2 separate regions of the Homo sapiens genome follow, and region 1 is linked to region 2. Evidence: read pairs that join two places in POLR2A ChIA-PET (ENCODE). Cell type or tissue: PC-3. All regions are shown on one strand. Each heading gives the region's core, and the rest is flanking DNA. Links, peaks and the distances in the headings are about the cores only.

Region 1 (2,918 bases), core at 284-2,783, 57 kb after region 2:
TCCAATTCGGTCAAACTGGGCTGGAGTCCTAGAATTGATATTTTGCACAGCTCCTCAATGATTCTGAAACAGAGCCAGGCCTGTGACCCTCCACAGTAGGATGCTGTTTACTTGCTTTTGCCCACTCTGAACACTAGTCTTGACTGCATTATTCAGAAAGGGCAGACTAATTGAAGCTTATTTATCTTTCAGTATGTCATTAAGTATTCTTTAACTTGGGATCTCTGAAAGACAAAAAGAGGAATTGGTTGTAAATGACACTGTAGAATAACAACTAAGTATAGTTATAATACTTGTGGACTGACGGTAAATATTTACTATAGCGTAGCAGCAGTACTTAGTGGAATTCTGATAATAATTTCTAATTCTCCTTTAGTAAGAAATTCATGAACACTTGTCTTTCATGTGCACTGTGAGTTCTGGTCAGGTCCAAATTCCAGGCACCATAATCATGTCCTGACTATTTCTGTCTCCTATCAGTCCGCACTGGCTGTTGCCATCAGGGTTTTTTTTTTGTTTGTTTTTGTCTTTTTTTGTTTGTTTGTTTGTTTGTTTGTTTGTTTGTTTTTTGCGACGGTGTCTCGCTCTGTCGCCCAGGCTGGAGTGTAGTGGCGTGATCTCGGCTTACTGCAACCTCCGCCTCCCAGGTTCAGGCGATTCTCCGGCCTCAGCCTCCTGAGTAGCTAGGACTACAGGCACGTGCCACCATGCCTGGCTAATTTTTTGTATTTTTTTAGTGGAGACGGGGTTTCACCTGTTAGCCAGGATGGTCTTGATCTCCTGACTTCATGATCCGCCCTCCTCAGCCTCCCAAAGTGCTGGGATTACAGGCGTGAGCCACCGCGCCCGGCCACCATCAGGGTTCTTATTTGCAGTCTTTGCTTATCCTCCCCTACCTTCGATCATCCTCCCCTACCTTGTAGGCGCTCAGGGGTGTTCCTATTTAGCCAATTTAACAACACCTCTTGGTATAGTTAGAGCAAGGATAACTGCTCCTCCTTGACAGGAGGGAAGACTGCAGGGACTCTTCACCTGAATTAGAGGCACTTTTTTTTTTTTTTTTTTTTTTTTTTTTTGAGATGGAGTCTCACTTTGTCACCCAAGCTGGAGTGCAGTGGCGGGATCTCAGCTCACTGCAACTTCCGCTTCCAGGGTTCAAGCGATTCTCCTGCTAGAGGCACTTTTTAGGGATGGGTAAATGTTTCTCCCACTACCATCATTGCATTTTTCTTTATTCCTGCTCTTTGATGATGCTGTATTAATGCAATTGTATACTGGTCCCCCCTTATCCTTGGGGGATACATTCCAAGACCCCCAGTGGATGCCTGAAACACAGATATTACCAAACTAATAATATACTATGAACGAATTTTTTTTTCCTTCTTCACAATTTCACAGATAGAAAATTTCTTTCTTACTGTAGTTCTTAGCAACCTCAGCATAGGATTTTTTTTCTTTCCTTATTAAGTAGAGAACTTTCCCCTTTTCATTTACAGGAAGGCCTTTAGTGCTCCTCGTTGGCATATCCAAATTGCCAGCATTACTACTCTTGCACTTTGGGGCTGATATTAAGTAAAATAAGGGTTCCTTGACGGTCAATCTGATAACCCAGATGGCTATTAAGTGACATGGGCATGGAGCACAGACAGTGTCGTTTTCCTGGACAAAGGGATGATTGGTGTCCCGGGCAGGATGGAGAGGGATGACATGAGATTTCATGGAGCTACTCAGAAGGGTGCACAATTTAAAACTTATGAGTTATTCATTTCTGAAATTTTCAGTTTAATATTTTCAGACTTCAGTTGACCGCGGGTAACTGAAACCATGGAAAGCAAAACCAAGTGCTTCCCCATATATTCTCATTTTACAGATAAGAAAATTAAGGCCCAGCAAGGAGACAGAATTGCTGGCCGGGAGTAGAATTGGGATTGGGAGATCAGATGCCTGATCTCTGCATGCTTTGTCCTTATAGTGTGGTGAATGCTATCATAAAAGGGACATCACATGAATGAAAAGAGAAGCCATGGGTTTGGGGACCTACTCTTGATTCCAGGCCGTAAGCCAGTGCATGTCTATGTGCAAAACTTGGTGTTGGAGTGGGCAGCCTGAACCCAGGTGTTGGGCCGTCCTGTAGCACATGGAAAGGTCTCTCTCACATGTTGCCTTCCCTGCCATTTCCTCTCCCTTTTTGCACTGGTTATTAAACCTACGTCCACACATGTGGAAAAGGTGACTTGTGTCTTGCTGTGAACCACAGTCTTTCCAGTTCTGGAGCTCCTCTCCCTGGTTGTAAAATGTCACTGATGAGACACTCATTGTTTAGGGTTGTAAGAAGCAAGTTAACGTAAGGCTAAAAGTGCAGGCTCCAGAGTCACACATTGCATTGCTTAAAAGCTGTGTCACTTTGTGCAGGTCATTTAACACTTCCACACAACTCCATATAATCATAGTACCAACTCTACTGGTGGCTGTGATGATTCAATACTGTCATACAAATAAGGCACTTAGAATAGTGCCTGAGTTTGGGGGTTTGTTTTGTTTTGTTTTGTTTTGTTTTGTTTTGTTTTGTTTGAGACAAGGTCTCACTTCCATTGCCCAGGCTGGAGTGCAGTGGTATGATCCCAGCTCACTGCAGCTTTGAATTCCCAGGCTCAGGTGATCCTTGCACCTCAGCCTCTTGAGTAGCTGGAACTACAGGAGTACGCACCGCCATGGCTGGCTAAGTTTTGTATCTTTTGCAGAGACAAGGTTTCGCCATGTTGCCCAGGCTGGTCTCGAACTCCTGGCCTCAAGCCATCCTCCTACCTCAACCTCCCAAAGTGCTAGGATTACAGGCATGAGCCACCTCACCCAGCCTCTGAGTTATTAATTGTTATAATTATCATTATAATTATAAATTAAAATTATTATAAATTATA
Region 2 (2,918 bases), core at 183-2,682:
AGAGTGCTGGGATTACAGGTGTGAGCCACCGTGCCCAGCCTCTCTCTCTCTTTCTTTCTTTCCCTCACCCCTAACTCTTATTAATCCCTTTCATCAAAAGCTTCACTAAAGAACAGAAAGGATGTGCGTTCCGTTTTTTTCCCTCCTCTGGCCCTGTAGGTGCAGAGAAATTACAAAATACTAGGCTATACATAGGGGAAAAGTAAGAAAAATTCATTAGCATATAAATTGATAACCAGCTTTCTTTGGTCTATCCATCAACATGAATTTTATCCAAGTAGATTTATTTTTTTGGAAGACTAAATTTAGTGTGAATAATCAATAATATATTAATAACAATTAAATTTGATTTATCTCTTCATACTTGGGGCTTGCCATTCTTATTCTTTGTGTAGCTATGCTTACGAAGTGTTATGCCAGGACGTGAAAGGTGAGCACAGAGGGGTGCCTAGTTGACTGTCTGGTTTTTGATAAAAAAAGAAATGATGAGGCCAAGCATGGGGGCTGACGCCTGTTATCCCAACAATTTGGGAGGCCAAGGTGGGTGGATCACTTGAGGTCAGGAGTTCAAGACCAGCCTGACTAACCAGGTGAAACCCTGTCTCTACTAAAAAATACAAAAATTAGCTGGGCATGGTTGTGCACACCTGTAGACCCAGCTACTCAGGAGGCAGGAAAATCACTTGAACCTGGGAGGTGGAGTTTGCAGTGAGCCGAGATCGCGCCACTGCACTCCAGCCTGGGCGACCGAGTGAGACTCCATCTTTAAAAAAAGAAAAGAAAAGAAATGATGATGTAGAGCTGAAATTACCAACATCATCAGATGGAGGAGTCCTTGAGGAAATCTGAGTTCCCAAGATGCCAATTCCTTTGGGGTCTTTTTTGTTGCTTTCGGTTCCATCTGCCAATCCCCATGAAGGCTCCACTGAGTCTAAAAGAGCTAACAGATGACCCTTGACCATCCTAAGGTTGCTCATTGTGTCTGTCCCTCTTGGGGGAGCACAGAGAATAATTTTTTGTGGCTACTGAAATCTTAGGACTCTTCCAGTTTAAGTAAGTCTTAAAGAAATACTGGCCTTGACTTTAGGATCCAAAATAAACCTGAATCCTTGTGAGTGTCTAGACAACAACTATAGAAAACAGCAACAATCAGAGATCACCTGACAGTTAAGAACTGGCTAAAAATGTTTGCACATTACCAAGATCAAGCAACATATAAATTACCCAGAGACATAGAATGAATGTTGCATAAATGCCTTTGTTATTAAACAGGATGTGTGCTCTGTTGAATCATAGTTACATGGGGGAAGTCCTCCTGCCTGAACTTCTAAATTTATGGGAATCACAGTCAAGGTTGCTCAATCCATGTGCCCTCTACCCAACCCTCACCCCATTTCCTCTAAAGATCCTCTACTGGGGGTAAGATTTTACAACTTCCATTTAAATCTGTGATGGGGTTTCACCATATTGACCAGTCTGGTCTCGAACTCCTGACCTCAAGTCATCACCCACTTTGGCCTCCTAAAGTACTGGGATTACAGGCATGAGCCACCACACCCAGCCCAAATTTAAAAATTTTTGCTGATATAGTAGGACTCACTGTTTCGATTTCTATCTATTTTAATCAGACAAAGTTTGATTTGAATAGAGTTGAACTATTTTCATGTTTATTCATCATAGAATCTTGTTTTTCTGCAAACTGCCTGCTGATATCTTTGCTCGTATGTATTGTGTTGTATTTTTTTGTTGATACGGAAGCACTCTGGCATATTAAGGAAATTGGCTCTTTAATGACACACTCCTAATTGTAGTTTGTCTTTGATTTTGTTTTAATAAATGTTTTAAAATTCCATTTAATGCTCAGTTCTTGGAAAAAGGAAGAGTGATTGGGACCAATGTTTAGTTCAATTTGAAATTCAGATAAATAATCAGTTTCTTCCTTAGCTACTGTATTTAGTTTCTAAACTCTTCACACTAAGCTCTTTTTTTTTTTTTTTTTTTTTTTTTTTTGAAACAGGGTTTTGCTCTGTTGTCCAAGCTAGAATGCAGTGGTCCAAATATGGCTCACTACAGTTGGAGCTTCCGGGCTCAAGCAGTTCTCCCACCTCACACCCCCAAGTAGTTGGGACTACAGGCGCATGCCACCATGCCTAGCTAATGTTTGTATTTTTTTTTTTTTTTTTACACAGATGGCCTTTTGCCATGTTGCCCAGGCTGGTCTCAAACTCCTGGACTCAAGCAATCCGCCCACCTCAGCCTCCCAAAATGCTAGGATTACATGAGTGAGCCACCCTACCCGGCCTATTTTCTCTTTATAACAGTATATTCTCATATTAATGTGTTGTCCCAATTTTTAAAATTGTCTATTTGAGTAATTATCCAGAATCATGACTGACACTACCATTTTCATTAATACTTTAGATCAAAGTAATTCTCACTTAATTCTTATAGTAATTTCACCTGACACTTGGGGACTGGTAATTTTAGCATTGGTGTTTCTAAAAACATACTGTGATAAGCTGCTCCATCACCATGTATTTGGTTTCTTTGTCTATAAAACTAAAGCCAGAGAAATGAGGTGCTTGACAAAGCATTGAGGTGTCAAGGGGCACATACAGATTTCAAATTGGAATCCTGGAACAAACATGGTAGGAGAACAGAAGAGGGTCCCATCTGCATATTCTTACTGCTTAGATAAAGCAGCTGTCGACTTGGCTTTCCTTTATCCTGACTTTCCAGAGTTGTTCACCAAACAGGTAACAAGATTGAGCTTTAAGTCTTTATTTCATATTGATTCTTCATAAATTAAATTATCTTATGACTTATGGCTCCATGTTGTAAGTAAAAAGTCATTTGACCAACTGTTTGGAATTCTTGTCAATAACAATTATTGAGCACCCATGTTAGTGAATTTCTGT

The links. Peaks named below come from ENCODE experiments on the same cell type or tissue, not always from the same donor. Only the 100,000 strongest peaks of a DNase experiment are listed, where the experiment ranks them.
Region 1: POLR2A ChIA-PET joins it to region 2 with 14 read pairs; 7 of 35 experiments call an interaction of 5 or more read pairs at or near these places.

What each region holds. Positions count from the first base shown.
Region 1 is chr4:40,427,847-40,430,764 of GRCh38, reverse strand. The region is part of intron 6 of RBM47 (RNA binding motif protein 47); the gene reads left to right. Among named protein-coding and RNA genes, the nearest start is that of RBM47-AS1, 3.2 kb to the right of the region's middle. In PC-3, for the core only: no CTCF peak of the experiment used is centred there; no DNase peak of the experiment used is centred there.
Region 2 is chr4:40,485,162-40,488,079 of GRCh38, reverse strand. The region is part of intron 2 of RBM47 (RNA binding motif protein 47); the gene reads left to right. Among named protein-coding and RNA genes, the nearest start is that of MIR4802, 15 kb to the left of the region's middle. In PC-3, for the core only: no CTCF peak of the experiment used is centred there; a DNase peak (open chromatin) is centred at 1,289; H3K27ac peaks cover 1,580 bases.